2 separate regions of the Mus musculus genome follow, and region 1 is linked to region 2. A link is a loop called in an ENCODE intact Hi-C map of the cell type or tissue named here. Cell type or tissue: heart. All regions are shown on one strand. Links, peaks and the distances in the headings refer to the core of each region. The heading gives the core; the rest is flanking DNA. Region 1 has its middle 8.5 kb from the start of Gm34145. Region 2 overlaps Adgrd1 (adhesion G protein-coupled receptor D1).

Region 1 (8,328 bases), core at 57-8,056, 120 kb after region 2:
TGTGCTCCCCAGAGCCTGAGCAAGGGATGGTGGGGCTGTGGGAGGACAGGATGCTGTCTTCTGACCAGACCCAGAAGCAGGGGGCGGTGTGTGTGTGTGTGTGTGTGTGTGTGTGTGTGTGTGTAGTGTGTAGGAACAGGTGAGGGAGGGGCACAGACTCAGATGCAGTGGGGGAGGGGAAGAACTCCAATGGAGGAGGACACAGCGTGCATACCACAGGTATCTTCCAGGTCTGGTGCTATCAGCTAGGATGGTTTAGGATTCCAGGGAGCAAGCCTGCCCAGGTTACGGATCCCAGTGTATAATTGCAACTGATCACTGTCTATGCCCTTAAGTTAGGTAAAGAAGCCATATGTCGGCAGCTGGGGAGATGGCTTAGAGGTTATGAGCACTGACTGCTCTTTCAGAGGTCCTGAGTTCAAATCCCAGCAACTGTGTTGGATTCCCAGCACCTACAGGAAGGCCCACAACTATCCGTAAGTCCAGTTCCAGGGGATCAATGACCTTTACTGACTTCTGAAGGCACCAGGCACACATGTGGTACACAGATTCCGTGCAGGCCAAACACCCATACACATTTAACAAACAAATGAATGAATAAACACATGAACTTTAGAACCCCAGACACAAACAAGCATGAACTCCCTTTAACTTTCCTCCCTCCCACTGAGGGTCTGTCTCCAATCCTTCCCCATCTACCTTTCAAGTACCCCTCACAGGAGGGTGGCGTTTAGCTCTGTAGATTATAGGAATAGCTAAGTGTTCATGGGCCAGCACGGTCATTTTCATGGGGATGACTTTGAATCACCGGGGGTGGCAGGCAGTGTGTTGTACTGTATACACAGTGTTGCTTGTTCTCTTCCACAAAACTCCACATCACACCACTCCTTATCCCAACCTCATGAACAGAGCAGAGTCTTTGATGCCATGTGGCCTAGGCGAGCTTAGCAAGCCTGAGATGATCCCAGATACCCGGAGGCCCCGAGTACCACTAAGGTGAGCAGGTACTTAGTGGAGAGATGGGAGAGAAAGAGAAACAGGGTAGCATGGGCACAATGAGAGCTGAAACTGGAGACTCAAGGGTGGTGAGCACAGCCTGATGTTTGCAGCCAGTGTCTTCACCTGAGGCTATGGTGAGGACCTGGCCTGTGCTGCCTCAGAGGATCACATCTAGATCCGTAGCTCTGCATCAGTGGGGTGTGGGTCAGGGTAGCGGGGACTGTCTGTTACCACCAAAGGCCATGCAGAAGTCTCTGGTCTGGGCTGTGGCCTGGGGCCATGTTGATAAGTGAGGGCTAGCCCCATCCCTAGCTAGGCATCGTGGGAAAGCTGGCATATAGAGTGAGCTAGCCCTGACCCGCTCTCTCCTGGACAGTATAGGAGAGCTGGCCCTGGTAGTGTATGGATGCCAGAGAGCTGGCAGGATGACCAACACAGCTACCACCCAGGCCCAGATCCAGGGCTTTGAGCTGGCCCACCTAACATCTACCCCATCTATGAAGTACTGCAGCATGTAAAGGGGCCGGACCTTCGGAACCAAAGCTGCACGCTCTGAGACGAGTCCCAGTGAGGATCCAGTACTGATAGTGTAGCAGAAGCCAGAGGCCTCAGACCAGACCAATCACTCACTGCAATGAACATTTACAAGAAAAGCTGGTGGGCAAAAGGACGTACTGTGCGACACACTGTGACACAATGCAGCTTCCATGGCAAAGGTTTTTGTCAGTTTGTCTTCTTTTGGGGGGAGGTTGCAAGGGTGGAGGGTAGATATGGAGGGAAATGCATGGGACTGGGGGGTGCATGATGTGAAATTCACTAAGAATCAATAAAAAGTTAAACAAACAAAAACCGCCAGCCAAAGCAAGTCGGGCAGTGGTGGTCCATGCCTTTAATCTCAGCACTCAGGAGGCAGAGGCAGGCGGATTTCTGAGTTCAAGGCCAGCCTGGTCTACAGAGTGAGTTCTAAGATAGCCAAGGCTACACAGAGAAACCCTGTCTTGAAAAAACCAAAAAACCAAACCAACAAATAAACAGAAACCCACCAAAGCCAAGGCTTGGAGCTAACCAGGCTATAGTCAGCATGGAGCTGGGACCCCACCAGTTTGTCCAGAGCCCTTCTAGGATAGTGATTCTCAACCTTGCTAATGCTGTGACCCTTTAATACAAACATGAATCCCCTTTTATTTTTTCTCCTGTTGTAGTGACCCCCCCCCCAAAAAAAAAAACCATAACATTATTTTGTTGCTACTTTGTAACTGTATTTTGTTGAATCCTAACAGAAATACTTTAGAGCTAGCAGCCTGCCGAGGGGTCCAGACCCACAGGTAGAGAATCACTGTTCTAGAGTCTCAGGAGTTAGGTCACTGTTGCTGGAGTCGGACAGAGAAGCAAGCTTTCTGGTCCATTACAGCTGTCCTCCGAGGCAGCATCCACAGGGTTTCCTGGAGGAGACCAAGTCGGTCCCTCTCCCACGAGTTGTGAGACACTGGCCTTATCTCTGCTCTCTGGCAGGAAGTTGAACAGCTTCCATCCTATTAATTACTAGGACAAAACCCAGAATCAAAAAACAAAACAAAAACAAACCAACACCAAAAAAGAAAAACCCATCTTGGATTTCAAGCTTTCGTTTTCTCTGAACACAGTTTAACTTCGTTTCCCTCCAGAATTAGAAATCCCATTACCAGCGCTTGCTCTGCTGTAAATGGCTAATTGCTGCCTCTCATTAATTAGCGAGAGGCCTGTGGCTGTGTCTCAGCCTCACAGCAGGAGGGGCAGTCACTCAGAAAATGAGGCTTGGGTGATGAAAATAGGCTGGCTGGCACACTGGGGGAGCCCGTGGGGAGAACATCTCAAGGGGACGAAATCCCAGCTGAGCAGGGACACAGAGACAGCACTCACTCTCTTCCCCTGAGGCCACCAGTGAGGGGCTCTGCACTCTGCTTGCTGGCTTGGTCTTCCCTGGGGACCCCCTAAGCTGGCCCAGGCCTGAAAGCTGGGGTGATACCTTGGGTGCTGGGTGGTGGTAGTCTCACTCATGTGTAGGTGGAGGGCTGGCCTCAGCCTTTGCACATTCAATCCCCTACTTGTCCCACTAACTGCCTATCAGGAGCTCCTGGATATTCTCCCATAGTTCAGATGGGAAAACTGAGGCCTACCAGAGAGGAAGACTGGATCAGCTGCTCCCCAACCGCAGTAGGGAAAGATTTGAACTCAGGCTGCTGGGACAGAACCTGCTGCCTGGCTTGGCTGTGCTCCCTCCTAGCAAATGGCTCCTGTCCTTCCAGATCCCCCCCCCCCCCCCCCCCAGATCTAGGCCCTTGACTGATCCTTACCAGGTTGTCGCTCACAAACAGCCCCTCAACAGAGAGGTCTGAGTCATCACCATGGTCACTCTGTGCGTACTGGGTGTCTTTGTGGAGTGTGAAAGCTACCCAGTTCCCTTCTGGGAACCAGCATTCTGAGGGCAGCATTCCTGCCAGAGGTTGCTGCCAGGGGGAGGGAGGGGGAAGAAGGAGGAGGAAGAGGAGGAGGGTGTTTAGGGCAAGGGCGAACTAGCCCCTACCCGACCCCTACTGGTAAGCAATAAGGTCCACTTCCACCCCAACATCCACCCCCAGTCAATCTGCTCCCAGGCTTTTTAGCAGGAAGATTCTTGGCCAGTGCTGAGCTTTCGCCCCAGCCTCCCTCACAGCAGGACCCCTGCCCCACCTCCTGTCCAGAGAACTGTGACCCTTTCCACTCTGTGGGCGGGGCTAGAACCAGACCTTCAGTGACCTCTGAAGAGCCTCACCGCAGCTGGCCGACCTTTATCCCCAAACCTTGCTGGGTGGAACCCTCAGCTAGTGGGAGGCTGTTCCCCTCACAGAGTGGCCTTGTCTCTCTCTCTCTGAAGGCTTTTCACATCTCTGTCCTCCCCCAGATGGTCCCGCTGTGGGGACGGTGTGTCCTCTGACCCCTGGTTCCCCCTTCTCTGGACAAGCAACAGGGGGCACAAGGGTTGCCAGTCTCTGCTTTCTATAACTGTCGGTTTTGTTTGTGATGTCCTTTCCCATCCAGCCCCTGCTGTAGGCAGGGATGAGTCACCAAAATCAGAGAAGGAATTGGTCAGTGAGGATGCGGAGCCACTCGCCAGCTTGAGGAGGCATCCACAATGCATTCCCTCCTCTTGACCTGTCCACACCCTGCTCAGAGTGACTCTCCCTACTTCCTGTCTGTCTCCCTACTCCACCCCCACACACTGTACATGTGAAATTTAAATAGCCCTGAGATGCAGGCATCTGGCCCACCAGGATGCTGAAATCCAGAGTCCCCAGTGGCTGAGACTTTAATACCAAGCCAACATGCCCTTCCTAGAGGGGGATAAAGCAACAGGGACCTACCCTACCTCTCTCTGCCCCAACTAAGCTCACCATAGCATGTGGGTTGCCTTAGTAACAGATGGATGGAACACATTCTAAACATTTGGAAATATTTTATAAGCCAAGACTTTGAGTTGCAAGTGGCTGAAGCCAGGGGGAGAGGGAGGGGAGAGGGGGAGGGGAGAGGGGGAGGGGAGAGGGAGGGGGAGAGGGAGGGGGAGGGGGAGGGGGAGGGGAGAGGGGGAGGGGAGAGGGAGGGGGAGAGGGACAGGGAGAGAGACTTAATCCCAGTTTTGAGAGAGAACCTTGAGTTGAACCCAGTGGAGTGTGCAGAGAGCTATTGGCATGGAGGAATAGCTTCCAATAGTCTTACCCTTCCTGTCAGGATCTCCTCACTATTCTCCCATAGTTCAGATGGGAAAAACTGAGGCCCAGAGAGAAAGACAGGATCAGTTGCTCCCCAACTGCAGTGGAGAAAGATTTGAACTCAGGCTGCTGGGACAGAACCTGCTGCCTGGCCTGGCTGTGCTGCCTCTTTGGGCTCCTGTCCTTCCAGATCCCCAGATCCTTCCTGCCAAGTTCCTCGGCTGGTAGAACAGTTGCTTCAATGGACCCAATTACTCAGGGTCCTCTTCATGCCTCCTGAGGCAGGATGCTACGGAAACTGATACAGGTAGCGTGACAGGGCCCAGGAGCCATTGAACGTATCTGTCACTTAACAGGGAGGGGATAATATAGCCACAAAGAGGACAGGGACAATCCGATAGAGGGGAAGACACTGGCCACAGGAGGAGCTGTAAGAGTCAGGGATGGATGCGGAGCACCGCCACCTTAGACAGCACAATGACTCAGCACCGTGAAGAGCTGATGCCAGCAACTAGGTGACCTAGATGGAGCCAGAGGGTGCTAGAAACAAATACACACTGGAGCCAGAGCTGACTCAGGAAGAAGCAGAAAACCCAAACAGCTGTAGAAGACCCAGACACAATAATAATAGTAATGGAGTATAAGAAGTACTTGGCAGAACACAGAGCAAGCGTGGCCTCATTTGTGGCCTCATGGGCAAGGTGACTGAAAAGGGGCATGGTTCCCTTGGAAAACCGGTTGGCAGCTCTCTGGTTAGACACAGAATCACCAGAGAATCTAGGAGTGTTGTCGCTAAGTCCAACGAGTGCTCCAATTGACAGCCATTTTCAATTTGAATGTTCATAGTGACACTCATGATAACAACAACAAGATAAAAGCCATGAATCACACAGACATCCAGTGGTCTGTGATAGACGAAGAGTGGCCATCCATACGACAGAATAGCTCACACCTAAAACCGGAGAGAAAGCAACGACCTGGGTGACAGTGTGGATGGACCGGCGGAGTATCGCTCTGAGAGGGAACAGCAAAACGGATACCAAGGGACTGGTGTCATTACTTGAGGTTGACACAGCTGTGGAAGGCACACACTAAATGCCATTAAGCCCTGTGCTTCAAATATTTACTTCTACGTTATATGAAATTCAGCTCAGTAAACAAAGCTCTTCAGATATCACACCACACACACACACACACACACACACTCCCTAAAGGGGCTAGAATATTAACTCATCACTGCTAGTTGAACACATGAAGGAGAGCATCATTTTTTTAAAAAGATTTATTTATTGTATGTATGTGAGCACGCTGTCACTGTTTTCAGACACATCAGAAGAGGGCATCGGATCCCATTACAGATGGTTGTGAGCCACCATGTTGTTGCTGGGAACTGAACTCAAGACCTCTGCAAGAGTAGTCAGTGCTCTTAACCTCTGAGCCATCACTCCAGCCCCATGAGAGCATCATTTATCCTGCTGGGATGTCAGTTTTCATTGTTAACTTGACACAATTTAGAATCACTTAGGAAAGGAGTCTTATTGAAGGACTGTCTACATTGGGTCAGCCTGTAGACATGTCTGTGGGTATATATTCTAGTCAAGTTAATTGATGTGGGAAGACCCAGTCCACTGTGGGCAGTTCCATTCCTTAGGCAAGGGATCCCAGACTGTATAAGGGTGGGTAGATGGAGCTGAGAACAAACAAGTGAGAATGTATGCATTCATTTCTCTCTACCTCTGACTGCAGGTATGATAGGAATAGCTTTTCAAGGTTCCTGCCTTGACTTCCTCATGATGATTGGCTATAAAGTTGTAAGATGAAATAACCTGCAAGATAATGTAACCTGGAATTGTAAACACCTTTGTCCCCTAATTTGCTTTCGGTCAGTTTTTTTAATTAATTAATTTATTTTTATGTATATGAGTGTTCTGTCTGCACGTACACCTGTGTGCCAGAAAAGGGTGTCAGAACTCACTATAAATGAGTTGTGAGCCACCGTGTGAATGCTGGGAATTGAACTCAGAACCCCTGGAAGAGCAGCCAGTGTCCTTAACTGCTGAGCTATCTCTCCAACCCCATAATTGTAGGAGTACACTGTCACTGTCTTCAGACACACCAGAAGAGGGCATCAAATCCCATTAAGATGGTTGTGAGCCACCATGTGGTTGCTGGGATTTGAACTTGAACCTCTGAAAGAGCAGTCAGTGCTGTCTCTCCAGCCCTCAGGTTTTGTTTGTTTGTCTGTTTGTTTGTTTTTTAAATAATAGCAATAGAAATATCATCAAAGCACCTATTCTTCTGTATTTGGATTCTGTTTCCTACAGATCTGCACCCCTGGTGGATGAGGGATAACTATTCCAAACAGGTCTTATGTAAACAATTTTAGGAGGAATGGGGGAAATTAGGGACTTCAACACTTTATTTTTAAAATTAACTGTTACTTTCATAACTGATGCTAAGCCATCAATGAGAGACCAGTGTAGAAACCTATCCCAGAGGGATCTGAGATGAGAGCCTCAAACCAACCAGAATCTACGAACCAAAGCCTCCCTCCACAAGAACCCTTGATCTGGCTAAGCAATCATCTATCTCTACTCGAAGTGTGATAACACACAGAAGCCACATCCTGTCAATCATCCACACAGTTGAATCACGGCTCTTATCACTAAGTGTCCAGTCTGCAGGGTTTGGGAGATGTTAACCACGTTCATCAGCCCTGCCGGAGCCATCAGCTGAACTCAGAACGCCATCCTTGACCAGGACATCTGATTGACTTCCTCACAAGGCTTTGGGAGACAGAAAATTCATTTCAAGGGTGGGAATGACACTGGTTGTGGGGATATTTGGGAGATATTTACTAACACGGCACGACTCGGCTACTAATATTCAAGGGTGTGACTATGGCAGGGTTGGCTCTGTCCTATCTGCCACAGGGAAGGCCTCACCAACCAGGAATCTCGTAAACATTAGCTCCATATTGCTCCAAATTGCTGGAAGCTGAAGTCCAAGTGCAAGGTACCTGCAAACCCGGCATGAGGTAGGGGGAGGCTTCCTGGTTCACAGACCTCCTGGCTGAATCTTTTTGAGTGTGGGAGGGCAAGGTGACTCTCTAGCCCCTTTGAAACAGCATCCCAGTGAGAAGGCTCCACCCTCATGACCTTGACACTTCTCAAGGTCATCTCCCCTTGATAATCACTTTCCAGCCTTGGAGCCTCCACTTTCCCACCAGCTACAGTGCCAAGCTATACGAAAGAGCCACTGGCTTCCTCACAACTGGTGCAGAGGGACCTCCAGGCTCCTTGTCAGGACACATGGAACCTGTCAGCTTGTAGTATGAGATGTACAGTGTGCTTCAACCCCTCCCCCTTGACACACACACTACTTCCTGTCCCTTTCCTCCAGGAACCCTTGGTTCCCTCTACCCAACTCTGGGCCAGAGGCTGACCTCAGTGCTGAGTTCTTTGATGTGTTAGCTTCCTTAAGAGATGAGATGCATCCAAAATGTTTAATCCTTCCTCCTCAAATACTGCAGGTTACCCCTGGACCTTCAGCCTCTTGCCATCTACAACTCGCTAAGTCTGTTTTATTAGGGAGACAGCCATGT
Region 2 (8,328 bases), core at 118-8,117:
GAGCTATGGCATGGGCAGGGGTAGGAGCTATGAAGATACTCATGGTTTCTCAAAGAGAAGTAGAGAGGGGACCCGAGTGGGGGTAGGATGTCGAGGCTGAGCTCCGGGACTTACACCCGCCTCTCTGTCTTCAGTTCTGTCAGCACCATTCGGAACCAGCGTTACCACATCCACGCCAACCTGTCCTTCGCTGTCCTGGTAGCCCAGGTCTTGCTGCTGATCAGCTTCAGCATGGAGCCTGGCACGGTGAGTGGGTGCTGACCCTCGGCCGGCAGCTGTCTCTTCTTGAGTCACGGCAGTGGCAGTGGCAGTGGGCATGGCTGGGGAGTAGCAGTGGGCATGTGGGGAGTGGCAGCAACACGGGCTGTAGAACTCTGGCCTGAGAAACTGAGCCTTGCCTCCCCAGGAATAAAATGAGGTCCTGGGAATAAATAAGAGTAAGCAAAGCCTCAGCACGGCCCCCCCATGTACCCCGTGGTCTCACCCTGCACCTTTGCTTGGCTACCAGGTCCCGTGCCAGGTGCTGGCTGTCCTCCTACATTACTTCTTCCTGACCGCCTTTGCTTGGATGCTGGTGGAGGGACTACATCTCTACAGCATGGTGATAAAGGTCTTCGGCTCAGAGGACAGCAAGCACCTCTACTACTATGGGATAGGCTGGGGTATGTAGTAGGGGAGGGGCAGAGGGCAAGGATAGGCTGGGGTGTGTGGCAGGGGTGGGGCAGATGGCAGGGGTGGGACCTATTAATATAGGTTGGGAGGGATGAGGTGGGCCGGGTAGGGATGGGGCAGATGGAATGGAATGGGTTCTGGTGGCAGAGAGGCAGAGCAGGTGACTGTGGGGCAGGGTTTGGTAGAGACGGGATGGGTTTAGATGGAGATGGGGTGGGTTTAGCTAGAGATGGGTTGGGTTTAGGTGGAGATGGTATGGGATGGGGGGGGGATCAGGTGTGGAGGGACATTGCTGGAGATGGGATTGGTCAGCGTGACTCATGGTGTATCAATATACCATTGTCTTGGAAAGAGTCTGTGTTTTGCTGTTGGACAGCGTGTTCAAACCCTGTCAGGCTTAGCTAGTTCAAGGTGACATTCGAGTTCTCCATTCTGACCTAGGTCTTTCCTCTGTTTGCTCTGCTCATTTTTTTTTTGAAGTGAGATGTTGACGTCACTTGGCCCGTTCCTGTTTCTGCTCCCTCTCTGCCTTCCTTTGACTTAAGTGGGTATTTTCCTGTGTGGCGCTTTAATACTCTTAATGAGCTCACCTTGTATTTCCTGGGTCGTTTTCTTTAGCGGTTACCCCCGCACATACTGTATGCATTTCAGCATATTAAAATCTATTTTATGTTCTCACTAAATTACAGTGAGACGGGGAAGCGTTGCTGTTAAGTGTTTCTATTACTTTATCCCCTTTTTTCTGTGGTTATTGCTACACATATCACAACTGCATGGGGGGCCAAGGGTTATGGTATCTCTTTATCAACCTCCCCTCTCTAACAGAAGCCAAGAGAGGAGACCGAGGGTGTGTCTCTGCAGGGTGTGTCTTGTTATCCATCGGACGTACCATGTCTGGTCTTCTGGTCCTCTGCAGATGTCCCTGCAGTCTGAATTGCCATCTGGTCTTGTCACCACGCTCCCACACTGCGTTTCCCTCTCTCCCTCCCGTGTACCTTGGAAGCTTATTACATTTCTATTTGTTATGGACCTAATAATGCAGCTCTATAAATGTCATTTGATATTATTGCTTTTTAACTCAATTGAGAGAAAAGAAAAGAGGAGGGCACCCAACTCCACCGTTGCTTATAATTTCATAAGCTATTGGTGTCATTGTGTGTAGGTCTGTGTTTCTATGTGTGTCCACGAATCTGGGTGCGCGCACGTGGGTGTGTCTCTGTGTTCGCGAGTCTGTCTTTCTGTATGTGTGTGTACATGTGTCTTTGTGCCTGCACTGATGTGCCTGTCATTGCTGTGCGTGCCCCTAGCTCTCTTCCCTGAGCTGAGCATTCTCTTTTCTTTCTGTATCTGGCGAAGCAGCTCTGTCGGCTGTTTATCTCACAACGTCCATCTTGCCTTCATTTTACAAGGTGGCTGTGCTGGACTCGGTTGCTTTTCCTAGGGACACCTTGTGTTCCCTCATTGCCTCTGTCTCCACGGTTGGCCCTGAAGTTCTGCTCTTCATTCTCTCAGGTCCTGGAGCCGGAGGGCTGCTTTTCTCCCATCTCACCCAGCGTTTCCTCTCCCTTTCAGCCTTTGCACTCAGTCATGACCAGGCTGCCTCCCTTCCCAGCTTCCTGGCATTCCTCCTGGTCCTTATCAACTGTTGAAGCAGCCGTGGTGTCTTCAGACACCTGCTTTGCTCTGCTCTCCTCTCTGGCAGCCTGCAGTGCCCACCAGAAGTGCCATGGTGTCTGAGTTTCTCTGGGAACCCTGTTGGCTCCTGTTTCCTCTGATCTCCATGTAGCATAGTCTGCATGGTCCTGACTCTTCCTCCGGCTGCCTGGCCCCTGCCAGCTCCTCTAGTGAAGTTTTCATTTCAATGATTATACTTCTTGGTTCCAGAGTGCTCATTTGACCCACGTTTCTTCTTTGAGAGAGAGAGAGAGAGAGAGAGAGAGAGAGAGAGAGAGAGAGAGAGAGAGAGAAACGCATCTGCTACCTGATGCGTTCTGCTGATAGTTACTTCTATCAGTGTCTTTAATGGCACTGGTCCCTCCCAGGCAGTCTCTCAGATATGTTGTCACTCTGTGATCTTGTGTGACTTAGGACCTTTTGGATCATATAGTTCGGGGCTCTGAGCCTCCTCCTGTGGCTACCTGTTCACTGGTCCACTACTCTGTTACTTGGACTGCTTGAAGCTGGCCCTGGGCTGGCATTTCCTATCAGAGTGGAGGAACAGGGTGAAGTTCGAACCCAGCTGGTGTCACGCTGTTCTTCAGAGGGCTCTGGGAAGGGACAGTGGCCCCTGAGAGTCAGTTACAGTAGGGCACAGAGGGCTGTCGCACTTGTATTGATAAACACACTGTGTGGTCTGGGATTAGAGGGGAGGGCAGCACAGGTGTGTGTCAACAGCCTCTTTAGAATGGGGCTTTCTAATGAAGAGATGAGGGCTAGAGATTTTAGCTCTGCCCCAAGGAATACCCTGCAGGCCTGGGCTGGGGAGCTTGGGGGGTGGGGGGGAAGCAGAGCCATACTCATGTCACCAGGCAGGAAGTAGGGAAGCCACTCAAGTGCCCCAGGCCTCCCTATTCTTACACTGATTTCCTGGATGGTCTTGAATTTATTTATCTCTATCAGCTGCTCCGACTTAGAAAAGTTTACAGGGGCTCTGAAAGTTTCAAAGGTTGGACCCTTACTATCCACCATGCAGAGTCTCCCTGGGCCATGGCTGATGCAATGTCCTGCCTGGTCTTGGCTTGTCAGCTATGTTGACTCTTGCTCATCCGAGGGAGTCCCAGCCAGCACAGCAGAGCCCACTTCCTACAAGTGTCCTGCTGTGGATGGGCGCAGCAGTTGTAAAAAAAAAACGTGGGCTAAGCATCAAAGACCTGCTGCTTTTTTTTCTGCCTTCCTTCAAATAGGTTTAATTTTCTCAGCCCTCATTATGCAAACAGCAGATTAACTGTGTTTACCGTGTGCGCTCTGAGTTGGCAAATGCCATTTATTTGAGGCTGAAGTGGAGGCGTCGACACTTGACACTTTCCCAGGGATTCCCTGGAGAGACAGAGCAGGGGATGTGGGTGGGCAGCTACCTCCAACAGCTGCAGGCCATGCAGTTGGTACCCATGGTTCCTGTTGTCTCCCCGCTCAGCCTGGGCACTCACACTGCTGCTTTTGCGCATGTGTGATAGACAAGGCTAGAGTCCACCGCTCTCCAGCCCCTCAGTAGGCTGATCCAAGGGTGACCTGCTTCTTCAGTCTGACCCAGGTAGGAGGTGACTCCTTCCTGTGACTACTGACTTCTGTTAGGAAAGATCTAGACATTGACAAGGGTGGCTACCGGCATCTTCCTGGTTTCTTCATGGATGGGAAACTAGTCATGCTGATGGAGAAGGGCAGGTGATCAGGGCTGAGTGTGGAATGTGATGGGTGTGTGCGGTGGACGAGTGAGTGTGCAAGTGTGTGTGTATGTTTGTGTGAGTGGGCATGTGAGTGTGTGTGTGTGTGTGTGTGTAAATGGGTGTGGGGTGGGCGTGTGAGTGAATGTGTGAATGTGTGTGAAGGGTGTGTGAGTGAGCGTGCTAGTCTGCTGTCTCCAACCTAGAGGAGTATTTTACTTGATCGGTCCAATGTTGAAGAAAAATGAGCTATTTACCAATATTAAAGCATGAAGTTTACAATGGCAAACTCCTTTTGAAACAAACAAACAAACAAACCGAGGAGGCAGGGCATCCTGCCTCCCAATGTGGTAGGCCGAGTTTTTCTGTTGTCCACACATGTGGTCCCCACAGAACTCAGTCCGCAGCCCTGATACAAGCTCTCTACAAATAGAAAGCCAGGCAGCTCTGACCCCCGCAGCCCCCATCCATCTTCCCATCATCCTACCCTTAATTAATTTCGTCAGGAGCCCGTGAACTGTGTCCTTCATCTTCTCCGGGCAGGGTTGGCTTCTGGCCTAAGTACCGTCCGCCTGCAGGCAGCAGGTTTTTAACGCCCCAGCCCCCTAATGAAGAAGGAGCTGGAGCTGACACGGGAGACCCCGCTGCAGCCAGAGACCACAGGACCATAGCCTCTTCCCCTCGGGTCTCTCCCTGCCAGTGCTTCAGCCTGCACGGAATTGAAGCTTTTAGAAATGTAATGCTGTTTTCAAGCTGAGGTGGGGAGGCAGCACGGAGTCAGTTAAAGGTTTGGTGGCAGCCGTGACCTGAACTCAGGGGTTTGTGAAATCAAGGGGAACAGGTTGTATCCCTGGGGAGATGAGGGATTTTGAGGTGCCTGCATTTTGATGCAGCCAACTGGAATTTGATTACCAACTCAGTGTGGAGAGAAGGCATGAGGTTTATTGCTCTCTATTGAACCCGATGTCTTCTGTGACGTCCCTGTCATCTAGGGTGACACAGGAGACCCCAATGAAGTAAATCTGTCCCAGGCCTGCCTTCCTTTTCGTTTTTATTTAGGAAGCCAGCTCAGTCTCTGGGGGGGGGTAGTGGGGTTTAGTTAGGGTTAGCCAGGCAGAGCTTCCTACCTTTGGTCGGGTTTGAATGTTGTCCTGGTTATGGTTACTATTGCTGCAATGCAACACCAGGACCACAGGGCAGCTTGGGGAGGAAAGGGTTTATTCCACTCGCCAGTCCATAGAACAGTTCATCATCAAAAGTGGTGAGGGCAGGAACCCAAGCAGGGCAGGAACCTGGAGGTGAGAGCTGATACAGAGGCCATGGAGGGGTGCTGCTGCTGCTGCTGCTGCTGCTGCTGCTGCTGCTGCTGCTGCTTACTGGCTTGCTTTCCTGCCTTGCTCAGCCTGCTTTCTTGTAGAGCCCAGGCCAAGCAGGGATCACACCACCCACAATGAGCTGGGCCCTCCCCCATCAATCACCAATTAAGAAAATGTTCTACAGCTGGATCTTATGGAGGCATTTCTCTCAATGGAGGTTCCTTCCTGTCTGCTGTCCAGTTGTGTCAAGTTGACCTAAAACCAGCCAGTACAAATGTCAAGCACTGATGTCATGGTTGTAAGACCTGTCTAACCGTGGAACAGGGTCAGGAAGAGGTTAAGAGCAAGGTGCCCAGAGCCCGGAGTGGAGAGGTCTCCACTTGGAGCCAATGCATGGGAATCCAGTCCTGAACCCATAAGAAGCACACACTACTACCTCCTGCCACTTAGAACCAAGTCCCAAGTGTCTCATGGTACACACTTTTCATAGGTGCAACAACAGCAAACTCGGGGAAGGTGGCGTCAGTGGTTTCCATGGGAACTCCCCAACTCCTCTCTTGTTTCTGGCCAGCACTCCCCGGCAGTAATTCCCCCCAAAATGTCTGCCACCCTCCATCAGGGTCTCGGGGGGCCAAAGCTATCTATAGGACAGCAATTGGCTGGGGCCTCTGAAAGGTTACCATGTCCCGAGAGGTCATTCTCTCGTGACCAGAGAGAATATGTCTGTGGTGATGGGCTCAGAAAGACTCCAGAAAAGTGACACCGTCTGCTGGGGTTTGGGGAAGACAGCTTCATAGGAGACATTGGTGGAAACAGGTAGGGAATCTGAGCATCCAGAATGCTGGTTACGACCAGCATCATACACAGTGTCACACACAGGGCTTTGCTGTTCACACGCATCTCATGTGGCCCTTGCAATAGCCCCGTTCGAGCATTCTATAGACTCCATTCCATGGAGTCAGCTGAATCTCTGGTGTATCCTTAGGAAGGGAGCTGGGTGCCATTTGACTCTCTGGCCCCTGGCTCCTTCCCTTTGTCTGCTTCCACTCTCCTTGTTTTTCTGCTTGTGATTTTTCTCTTCTTAATCTCTGACGGGCAGGAATTTAGAGACACAAAATTAGATTCCCAAAACAGAGCACATGAATATGAATGTATATATGGAGACAGATAGAAGTGGATAAAGAAACCCCTTTGAGCTTTTCACCACTCTGCTGTGTATTGTCTTCCTATCCATCTATCCATCCTCTTGCTGTCCTTCTGGCTGCTCCTCAGTCATGATGTGATACCATAAAGTCACAACCTGGGACCAGCCCCTCACTTCCACTGTCCAAAGTATTGGAGGCAATATTGCCCATCTTGGGTGGACCGTGAGAGCTTGATATGTGCCTTCCAAACTCTGTGCCACCATACACCTCAGTGTCTTCGAGATGTGTGAGGCTCTGACTGCCTCTGGGAGGGACCAGAGAGTCATCGCTAGTGTTCCCATGAAGAATCACCATGGAGAAGTAGCTGTCCTAGACCAGGGGCACTTGCAGGGGGGCCTGAGAGTGACCCAGATCCACAGCAAGGGCTGAGTCCTGTGCTGATTATCTGCTTTAGAGACTCCCTGATGTCCTGTGTATCTTGCTTTAAACTGGACTCAAGGATGGGGGGGGCATCTTTAAAAGATGCAGCTAGCCAGGTGTGGTGGCACATGCCTTTGATACAAGCACTCAGGAGGCAGAGACAGGTGGATCTCTGTGCGTTTGAGGTCAGCCTGATCACAAAGTGAGTCCAGGGTAGCCAGGGCTCAAAAACTCTGTCTACACACACACACACACACACACACACACAAAACAAAAAACAAAAGGAGGAGAAAGAGGAGGAGAAAGAGGGGGAAAAGGAGGAGGAGGAGGGGGAGGGGGAGAAGGGGGAGGAAGAGGAGGAGGGGGAGGGGGAGGAGGAGGAGGAGGAGGAGGAGGAGGAGGAGGAGGAGGAGACACTAGACCCCAAACCACTCTTTTGGTATAGAGAATGGAAGCATGAAGCCAGCCATCTATAGGGGGCGCTAGAGAGCCGTGGGGGGTGGAGACACTAGGCTGCTCTCCCACAAGCTGGTTGAAGCTGAAGGCTGAAATAGTTTTCCCTAGAGCAGTGGTTCTCAACCTTCCTAATGCTGCAAACCTTTAATCAGTTCCTAGTGTTGTGGTAACCCTCAACCATAAAGTTATTTTGTTTCTGCTTCATAACTGTAAGTTTGTTACTGTTAGGAATCCTAATGCAAAGATGTGCCATGCAGGATATCTGCCATGGGACCTCTGTGAAAGAGTCCTTTGACATCCGCCCCCTCCCCCACCGAAGGGGTCATGGCCCACAGGTTGAGAACCACTGTTCTACAGTCCTTTCTTTTGAATGTCATCAGTGGAGGGATCTTGCAGTGGGGTATGGAGTCAGTTCTTTTGGCTCTTTGCCCCCTATCGGGGGAGGCAAAGGGCACCAGGTCCTGTAGAAGATGCTGAGTGTCTGAAAGCGTTTGCAGAATTTGGAAATGATCAGCTTGAAAATTCAGGTGTGTTTTCCAGAGTGAAACACCACGCCACAGCTGAGCTAAAGATCGAAGAGCTGCTTCCTCCGTGTGGAGACTCACATCTGAATATATAAAAATCCTCTGAACTTTGAAAGTGCAGGGAGCGGTCAGCTCGCTTTGGGCTGCCTGGCTCTTAAGAGCAGTTTGACCCGGAGTCCTTTCTTGGCGGGGAGATGGAATGCTGTGGGAATTGCTGGTCTAAATGTTTTTCTAGTTTGTTCTTAGACCTCACTTCCACTGCCTATCCAGAAGTCTGATGAGGCTTTGCAAAAACAAATTCAGCTCAAACTGGCTTAGGCACAAAGAAAACTTAATGGTCCCTATAGCCCCAAAAGGCCCATGGTGGTAGCATTCAGATCTTGATCTATGGGCTTCCACAACATAAATTTGCTTT

Evidence for each region. Peaks named below come from ENCODE experiments on the same cell type or tissue, not always from the same donor. Only the 100,000 strongest peaks of a DNase experiment are listed, where the experiment ranks them.
Region 1: it touches region 2 in a loop (2.1-fold over the local background); 2 of 42 quality-filtered maps call a loop at or near these places.

The regions. Positions count from the first base shown.
Region 1 is chr5:129,295,383-129,303,710 of GRCm38, forward strand. No RefSeq gene overlaps it. Among named protein-coding and RNA genes, the nearest start is that of Gm34145, 8.5 kb to the right of the region's middle. In heart, for the core only: no CTCF peak of the experiment used is centred there; a DNase peak (open chromatin) is centred at 4,169.
Region 2 is chr5:129,179,035-129,187,362 of GRCm38, forward strand. It overlaps Adgrd1 (adhesion G protein-coupled receptor D1), which reads left to right. Exons shown (of 25, transcript NM_001347486.1): 17 at 135-246; 18 at 509-662. Among named protein-coding and RNA genes, the nearest start is that of Gm46923, 67 kb to the left of the region's middle. In heart, for the core only: a CTCF peak has its summit at 7,438; no DNase peak of the experiment used is centred there; H3K27me3 peaks cover 2,878 bases.